2 separate regions of the Homo sapiens genome follow, and region 2 is linked to region 1. The links are chromatin loops, found by intact Hi-C in ENCODE. Cell type or tissue: PC-9. All regions are shown on one strand. Each heading gives the region's core, and the rest is flanking DNA. Links, peaks and the distances in the headings are about the cores only.

Region 1 (4,371 bases), core at 372-4,371:
CTTATCCTCTCTCCTGCTGAATCTGATAGGAGTATAATTTTATTCCAGAATGCCGCATGTATCTTTCACCTAAGTAGTACTATATGAAGAGAACTTGGCGTCCCTTCCACAGCAGAAGGTTGTGCATATGGCTTCCAGGTTAGGTTATTTTGAGGAAGAATTGCGCATTTCAACCCTCTTAGCACATTGGTGTCATTCGGGGCTTGGGGGCATAGGTTTGAAGTCAGTTGTGAGTTCAGATCCCAGTTCTGCCACTTCTAGCTGTTACAGACAAGTTACACATTTTCCTTCAACCTCACATTCTCATCCTTAAACCCAGAAGTTTGCTTGAGATTTGAGTGACATACGTCTGTAGAACATTTGGCAAGGTACCTCACCCAGCAGGAATATGGTCATTTTGATAGACTGTACACATTAATTTGATTAAACCTCATGCCTGAATTTACACCAAATTTTGTTCTTCTGATGGGAGTTACATGCAGTGATAAAGCTAGGTAATCCACTTGTCATTGCAGAGTCATCCTCTCCCTGAAGTGAGTTGGGCAAATTGAGGAATATATATGCATCCATAATATTAATATGATATAACATCTTTGATATTTACGTATCAGGTGCTTTAAGATCTGCAGTTTTTAAATATTGAATGTCAGAACCCTCTTTCACTACTTTGCAGGGACATAGCTTTGAGCACCAGCAGCAGAGAGCAGATATATTTATGTATGCTTTATTTGGCTGTACCACCCATGAATTTCCTCCTGATTCTTGGCTTTCTGTGTCTAGATATTACAAAATTTTGATATACTTCTTAGGTGAATTTCAAGCTACTTTGAAAGTTCATCTTATGCCAGGTAACCTAATAAATATCTACTTTCAGGATATTCTTCAGTCTACAAAGTCTCCATTTTTTTTTTTTTTTTTTGAGACGGAGCCTCACTCTGTCACCAGTCTGGAGTGCAGTGGCGTGATCTCGGCTCACTGCAACCTCCAACTCCCTGGTTCAAGCGATTCTCCTGCCTCAGCCTCCCGAGTAGCTGGGATTACAAGCACATGCCACCACACCCAGCAATTTTTGTATTTTTAGGAGAGATGGGGTTTCACCATGTTGGCCAGGATGGTCTCGATCTCCTGACCTCGTGATCCGCGCACCTTGGCCTCCCCAGGTGCTGGAATTACACCATGCCTGGTGCTGGTGAGCCACCGTGCCTGGCCAAAAGTGTCCATTTTTATTGAGTAAAACTGAAGAATGTTTCCAGCATGAAAACAGATGAGGGGAGGGGTTAGGCCATGGATCTTTATGGCACCAGGAACACTCTTGCATCATAACCTGTTTGTTTTTAAGCATGTTTATCCTATTATATAAGCCAATTATTAATTGAGAAGATTGAGCAGTAGCATGTTTTTTTTAGGTTACCAATTGCCTTTGATCAAAGTCTCTCAGACCTTTTCTGAAATAACATCTAAAAACTCAACTTATTTGACATATGGATGCTAGTGGATATGTTCTGACCATCTGGGCAACCAGGAAAACAGTTTATTGTGATATGTGGGATATTGCTGAAATGAAATAACCTTTGTTTTCACAACTTGAGTCATGAAGTACATTTGTTTTTATTAAAATTAAAAGTTCAGCTTGGTAATACTGAAGATTAAAAATTGAGACCCACCCCCCACCCCAAGAACTAGGGGTAAATAGACTCATATGAAATGATGTCATCTAGTGGACAAAACTGCGTAATTCTACTTTTTTGCTCAAATGGAATTATATAGATTATATAGCAGCAGCTTTCATACATAGTGAAAAATCAACTGGAAAAAAAAAGCATTTTGCATGATTAATTGACCACCCCAGATGGAAAAATAAGAAATTAGAAAATTTATTTTATCTGCTATATGGCAAACGCTAAGGGATTTTTTTTTTTTTTTTTTTTTTTTTTTTTTTGGACAGAGTCTCGTTCTGTCGCCCAGGCTGGAGTGCAGTGGCGCGATCTCAGCTCACTGCAAGCTCCGCCTCCACTAAGGGAGTTTTTTTATTGCATTTAGTTTCAAAATGTGGTAATTCCGGAATGACCAGATCCACATTCACTACTTGTCAACGTATTTCACAAACATTTGTCCATTTGATTTTATCTACAATGAATGTCAAGATGTTTAATTACCTAGCAGGATTTTATTTTGAGACAGGGTCTTGCTCTTTCGCCCAGGTCTTGTTCTTTCGATCTCAGCTCACTGCAACTTCCACTTCCTGGGTTCAAGTGATTCTCAGGCCTCAGCCTCCCAACTAGCTGGGATTACAGGTGCATACCACCATGCCCGGCTATTTTTTTTTTGAGATGGAGTCTTGCTCTGTCACCCAGGCTGGAGTGCAGTGGCACCATCTCGGCTCACTGCAACCTCCGCCTCCTGGGTTCAAGTGATTTTCCTGCCTCAGCCTCCTGAGTAGTTGGGATTACAGGCGCCCACGACCGTGCCTGGCTAATTTTTGTATTTTTAGTAGAAACGGGTTTTCACCATGTTGGTCAGGCTGGTCTCGAACTCCTGACCTCAGGTGATCTGACTGCCTCTGCCTCCCAAAGTGCTGGGATTACAGACCTAAGCCACCGCACCTGGCCCTTTTTTTGTATTTTTAGTAGAGATGGGGTTTCACCATGTTGGCCAGGCTGGTCTTGAATTCCTGATCTCAAGTGATCCACCTGCCTCAGCCTCCCAAAGTGCTGGGATTACAGGTGTGAGCCACCGCTCTCAGCCCAACTAGCTGGATTTTAGACTGTGGAAAATAAATGTCTTTATTTAGAGTAGCTTAGAAAAAATTAGTTTGTGAAAATAAGTATGCTAATTATAAGATGGAAATCAAAAGTCTTGAGTCTTCATTGGCTGTTATTAATTTTTAATTAGGTAATTAGTTTTTATCCTACCTAATTTTGGTCTGTTTTTGAGTTTTTGCAAATCAAGTAACTTTTGTATGCCTTAGTTTCTTCGTTTGCAAAATGAAGGTATGTTAATACTCAAAAAAGATTTATTGGATGGATGATTATGTGCCCCTCACATTGGCAGATACTGGAAGCACAGTTATGAATAAAACACAGTTCCTGATATCAGAGAACACAATCTTTAGGAAAAACATATGATAATTTTCATATGAGCCAATAAGAACAGTGAGTGACGTACCCTGGCACATAGAAATATCAAGGAATGGTAGCCAGTTCAAGCCCAAAAGCAAGTGGAGATATGACCAAGGAAGGCTGCCCAGAGGAGGCCAAACCCTCCAGTTAAGGCTTAAAGGATGAGTGAGAATTAATAAGCAAAAGAGGGGAGTAGAGAGTGAGAGGGAACTCTAAACCAAGATTGCCAATGTAGATGTGTAAGATAACACTATGGGTGAGGCATTTGACAAAACCAGAGCTTTCTGGGAATCTTAAGGGGATATGAATTCTACTAGGTGTACAGAGTAGGATTCCAAAGGACTCTGATCTTGCGAAGTGGGGCCAGTTGGAGAAGCCCCAGAAGTATCCCCGAGGGCCTGCTCTAGGCCGTCTGGAAAACTTAGCTTCCCTTTTGTGAGTTAACAACCGGCCTTTTAGTTACAGTCTTCCAGGTATTGAATGCATTTCTTGGGTTTAATGTCAGGCTAATATGGACCTCTCCAGTGAAGTACAGTTTTATTATATGAAGTAAATGATGGACTCATTAAATGTGAGATCAATGAAGTGGTTAATCCTGCCAAGTCACCTCGTAACCCAGAGGCATTATGAATGGAATGCTGACTTCCAGAAATAAAATTCTAAAATCTATTACGGTGCTATCCATGTCTTTGTAATGAACATTCGCCTTTTACTTGTTAGTTTTATTTTGGTTGTTCTTGGTGGTAAGTAGGTTTGGTTTGGTGGCTGATAGTTTAAAGAAAAATAGTACTATTACTAATACAAAATCATCACATTTTAAACTAAGTATTTGATTTGCAAGAAAATGGTTTATTTTTATATTTTATTATTTTTTCTTTTTCATACAATAATTCCATTGAATTAATTTCTTATCTATTTCCAGATTTAAAAGAACCAGTTTCCATCTAAACTTTAAATGTCCCCCAAAATTGGAGAAGGCCTTAAATGAATACAACTTTTGTTTTTACAGATACAGGCTAGTTCCAAAGGTTTATTTTCCTGAGCAAATTCATGATGTTGTACGGGCCACAAAGTATTTCCTGAAGCCAGAAGTCTTACAGAAGTATATGGTTGATCCAGGCAGAATTTGCATTTCTGGTGACAGTGCTGGTGGAAATCTGGCTGCTGCCCTTGGACAACAGGTAACACCACTGTCCTAAGGTGCTGGTGGGTTAAGCGGTGCATGACAAGGTCTAGCAGACCAACACACCCT
Region 2 (4,400 bases), core at 241-4,240, 85 kb before region 1:
TTTTCCTGTTTATCCATTGCTTTTCTTCTTATTCTTTTTCTTCACTTGTCTTTTTCTCTAAAGTTATTTCTCTGAATATATTGTTCAGAAATCTGAATAAAGACAATTGTCATTAAATTTGAAGATATTTAATTCATTCATTAAAATTGAGTGAATTTACCAATGCTTCATAGTATTAACTTATTCAAAATATTATTTAAGCACCTACCATGTGCAGGCAATATTCTAGACACCCATGGTATAGCAGTGAATAAAAAGGACAAGAGTCCCTGTCTCTCTGATGGAGACAGGTGGAATTTTAAATTACCTCAAGACGTTACAGAAAATAATCAACAAAGTAGGATGATTTTTCAATAAGAGAAAAGAAAAAGTACAGTATATAATTCAGTTTTCAACAACAAAGCTCTAAGTGTCAGAGGCATTCGAACCAGAGCAACTCCATCTTGAATAAGGACTGAGAAAAATAAGGCTCAGACCTACTGGGCTGCCTTCCCAGGAGGTTAGGCATTCTTAGTCACAGAATGAGATAAGAGGGTAGCACAAAATATAGGTCGTTGGGGTGATCAGACCCAACACCAGGTCGTGGGGGTGACGAAGTCTGGCAGAGTCAAAGGGTTGAGAAAAAGACAGTTTGAGAAGTAAAGTGGAACCAGGGGCCATCGCGATTGGGGAGGCTGCAAAGGCCCCAAGCTCTGGGAGCCCACACTATTTATTGGTAATCCAACAAAGAAACAGGTGGTGAGAATGTGGCGGTCAAAAGGGCAGGTGCCTGATCTATAGCTGTGATGGTTTAGCATTTATAAGGAACATGTTCTGGTACTTGAGATGATGGGAATACAATCTATTTAGGAGCCTAGGAGGGCTAGAAGCAAGAAGCCAGCAAGTCTAGACACATTCCAGAGGACATTATGTCAGACATGCAAGCACTGCCTCAGCTTTCTTCCCAATACTCAGCTTTTTCCCAACATGTCCCCCTTCTCTTCTTTGTAAAAGAGAAGGTATCACTATTGCTATCATTATTACTAGCATAAAAGGTGGCCTTTTTTAACTGAGCAAGGCAATTGTAGGCTGTGCACTCCTTAATTGCCAGTTGGTGATCCAGCTTCATTTTTCTTAGCCCTTTTTCAAACTGGAGTCACTCTGGTTTGAATGCTTCCCACATACCTCCCCTTTCCCTTTTACAAGAGGACCCTTAATCCTAGGGGTTGCAGAAGGATGAACGTCCATCTTCTGTAACTTCTTCATGCTGAACAGGGGTGATGATACTCCTGCCTAACTATTAGGGTCTCTTTATTCAGGGTAGAGAGGAGCTGAGTCAGAAAGCATTGGTCCGTTAAGCATTGTGACTCCAGTCGGTCCTTGTTCTTTGCATTCAGATTCAACTGGCTCATGGCTCATACTGGCGGAACCCGGTCCATGGTTGGACCCTCCCATCTCCTGTTCTATGGTCGTACCCATCTCCTGTTCTATAGTTGTACACATCTTGAGGGCATCCACACGGTTTGTTCATCTCCTGCAAAAACACAAGCATACCCCCACCCCCACATTAGTAAATCTACTGAAACAGAAGCAAAAACTTTTGTGGCTGTAGCCGAGAGGCCACTGATAATGAGAAACAGGCCCCTTCTAACAAAAGGCACAGGGAAAGCAAATCGAGGCTTTTCAAACCTTCAATTCACACTGTACAGGTGGGTCCACTAGATGCCATGGTTCATGATAGATCTTCAGATGTTTGGTGGGCACCCACAAAGGCACCTGAGTGTCACCCGAAAGACACAAACTAATCCTCTTCCCCATAAAATTATCTTTAGGCAGGGATCGGAGGAAGTAGATTCAGAGGCAAGGAGAATTTTGGGGCCTAATGGCTTCCTGATGTTTGATAGGTGTTCCCTCAGAAGTTAGGAATTCCCTTTCTCTCCATATTGCTGTGTGGGCATGGAGGACTAGGTAAGTATACTTAGAGTCTGTATATATATTTATCCTTTTTCCTTCTCCTAATTCTAGTGTATAATGGCCCCTGCTTTTGCCAGGATATCTCTCCCTAACAAAGGAGTGGGGCTTTCAGGCATAATTAGAAAGGCATGTGAAAAGAGTAAAGTTCCCCAGTCACAACTTAGTGGTTGGGAGAGGTATCTAGTGACTGCCTGTCCTAGGACCCCTTAGATAGTGACAGATCTGGAAGACAGTTGTCCGAGACAGGAGAGTAAGACTGAGAAGGCTGCGCCAGTGTCCAGGAGACAGTTAACTTCCTGGCCCTCAATGGTCAAGCATACCTGGGGCTCTCTGAGGGTGAGGGCATGGGCTGGCGCTTGCCCCGGGCACCCTCAGTCCTGCTGCTGGATCGTCTGGTTAGTGGCTTCTGACTCAGAGGACCTTCGTCCCCTGGGGCAGTGGGACTTCCAGTGATTCCCTTGACATAAGGGGCATGGACAAGGGGGCGGCTTATTTCTATTCGGACAATCTTTTTTAAAGTGTCCTTATAGACCACACTGGAAGCAAGCCCTATTAGGCATTCGATTTGCCCAGCCTTTCCCTTTCCCAGAGCCTCCAAAGTCCGCTTGCCTGAGGGCCATGACTAAAGTGGTGGCCCCCTTTTTTTTTTAATCCTGTTTGTCCTGTTCCACCTGCTCCTCCTGATCTCTATTATAAAAAACCAAGGTTGCCAAGTTCAATAGGGTTTCTAAGTTTTGCTCCAGGCCTAAGGTGGACTTTTGAAGTTTTTTCTAGTATCTGCAGCTGACTGAGTGATAAATTTATCCTGTAAGATTAGTTGGCCTTCAATAGAGTCATGTGACAGAGAGATATGTTTCCTCAATGACTCCCTTAGTCTCTCCAGAAAGGCAGTAGGATTTTCTTCTTTCCTTGTGTTATAGTGGACATCATTGAATAATTTATAGGCTTCTGCCTAGTTTTCCTTAGTCCTTCTAGCACACAAGTTAGCAAATGTCTGTGGCACCAATCTCCGTGTTCTGATTCTGCATCCCAGTGAGGGTCTAGCCTAGGAACTGCCTGCTGGCCTGTGGGGAATTGTTCTCTTTCCTCTGTTGTCATCCTATCATTGACCTGACTGAGATACCAGAGATCACCAAACTCTCGGGCTGCAGTTATGACGGTACTTCTCTCATTTGGGGTTAGTGTCTGATCTAGCAGTAACATTATATCTCTCCATGTCAGATCAAAGGATTGTCCTAACCCTTGTAAAACATCAATACAGCCATCAGGGTTATCTGAGAATTTACCTAGGTCTATTTTAATTTGTTTCAAATCTGAGAGGTAAAAAGTTGCATACACTCTGACTAGGCCAAATTCTCCAGAATACATCTTAGGGGCGTTTTTGCCTTGTGGGGGAACATTTCCCATCTGAAAAAAGAACATAGGGATGCCAGCACCCCTAGTCATTTTCTGATAAGCATTAGTCCTAGAGTGTCGTCTATGGTCCTAATGCTTATTCCTTTCCAGGGTGCATAACCACCCATGGACTTCTGTTTATCGGACTCGTTACACTGACCAATGTACTGGTCCTGCATCTGTTTTCCCACCTTTCTTGACCACAAAGAAAGGAGTCTACGCTGCTGGATTCTAGTGGTCCTTTACCAGCATGCCCAACATTGCCTTTGAGCTCAGGGGCGAGTTCTAGAGCTGGGCTGGGTTCCTGAGTATTTCATAACAACCCAGCTGCTCCTTCAAGATGCACTCCCATAAACAATTCTTATGAAAATTTGTTTCAGAGAGGGTGTAGGTAACCTTTTGTGTCAGGATTAAGATAGAGTTTTTTTTATTCTGTAAGTACTTCAAGGCTTGGCTGACTGCAAACAGCTCGCACATTTGAGCAGACCAATTATTAGGCGATTTTTCTAACTCTGTTTCTACAAGAGTCTCCCTATCAATTACTGAATACCTGCTGTGGTTTTATCCCCTCAATCACCCAGGAGGAGCCATCTATCCTCCTGTCCTGAAGGGAGTTCCTCCTAGGTCTGCTCAGACCTTTGTATGGTAATTAAGATTTAAATCCCTCATTAAGAAACCTGCTGGGTTAAGGGAATTTTCAGTGGTTAATATTAAATCACCTTTTTCTAACAGAATAGCCCCATACTTTAAGATTTTTTAGTTAGTAAGCTACCTTTTTGCTTTTTTTTCTTAGGATAGCCCTGGACTGGTGAGGTGTGCTCACAATGAGGTTTCCTCTAAAGGTTATTTTTCCACTTTCTTCTGTTAGCGAAGCAGTTGCTGCTACCGATGGAATGCATTTGGACCATTCACGGGTTACTGGGTTAGGGATTTTTTGATAGGAAGGCTAGTGGTGGTCAGTGGTCTCAGTGCTTTCGGGCTACACCCTTGTTTACACTGACAACAAGGTAGTATTGGAGAGTTATAGAGTCACAGAGAAGACCCTCAACTAT

What was found. A loop is a pair of places that touch in the nucleus more often than their neighbours do. Peaks named below come from ENCODE experiments on the same cell type or tissue, not always from the same donor. Only the 100,000 strongest peaks of a DNase experiment are listed, where the experiment ranks them.
Region 2: it touches region 1 in a loop (10-fold over the local background); 1 of 110 quality-filtered maps calls a loop at or near these places.

Annotation. Positions count from the first base shown.
Region 1 is chr3:172,635,845-172,640,215 of GRCh38, reverse strand. It overlaps NCEH1 (neutral cholesterol ester hydrolase 1), which reads left to right. Exons shown (of 5, transcript NM_020792.6): 4 at 4,129-4,300. Among named protein-coding and RNA genes, the nearest start is that of LINC02068, 42 kb to the right of the region's middle. In PC-9, for the core only: no CTCF peak of the experiment used is centred there; a DNase peak (open chromatin) is centred at 2,055; H3K27ac peaks cover 392 bases.
Region 2 is chr3:172,720,897-172,725,296 of GRCh38, reverse strand. No RefSeq gene overlaps it. Among named protein-coding and RNA genes, the nearest start is that of NCEH1, 12 kb to the right of the region's middle. In PC-9, for the core only: no CTCF peak of the experiment used is centred there; a DNase peak (open chromatin) is centred at 2,466; H3K4me3 peaks cover 1,103 bases; H3K27ac peaks cover 3,202 bases.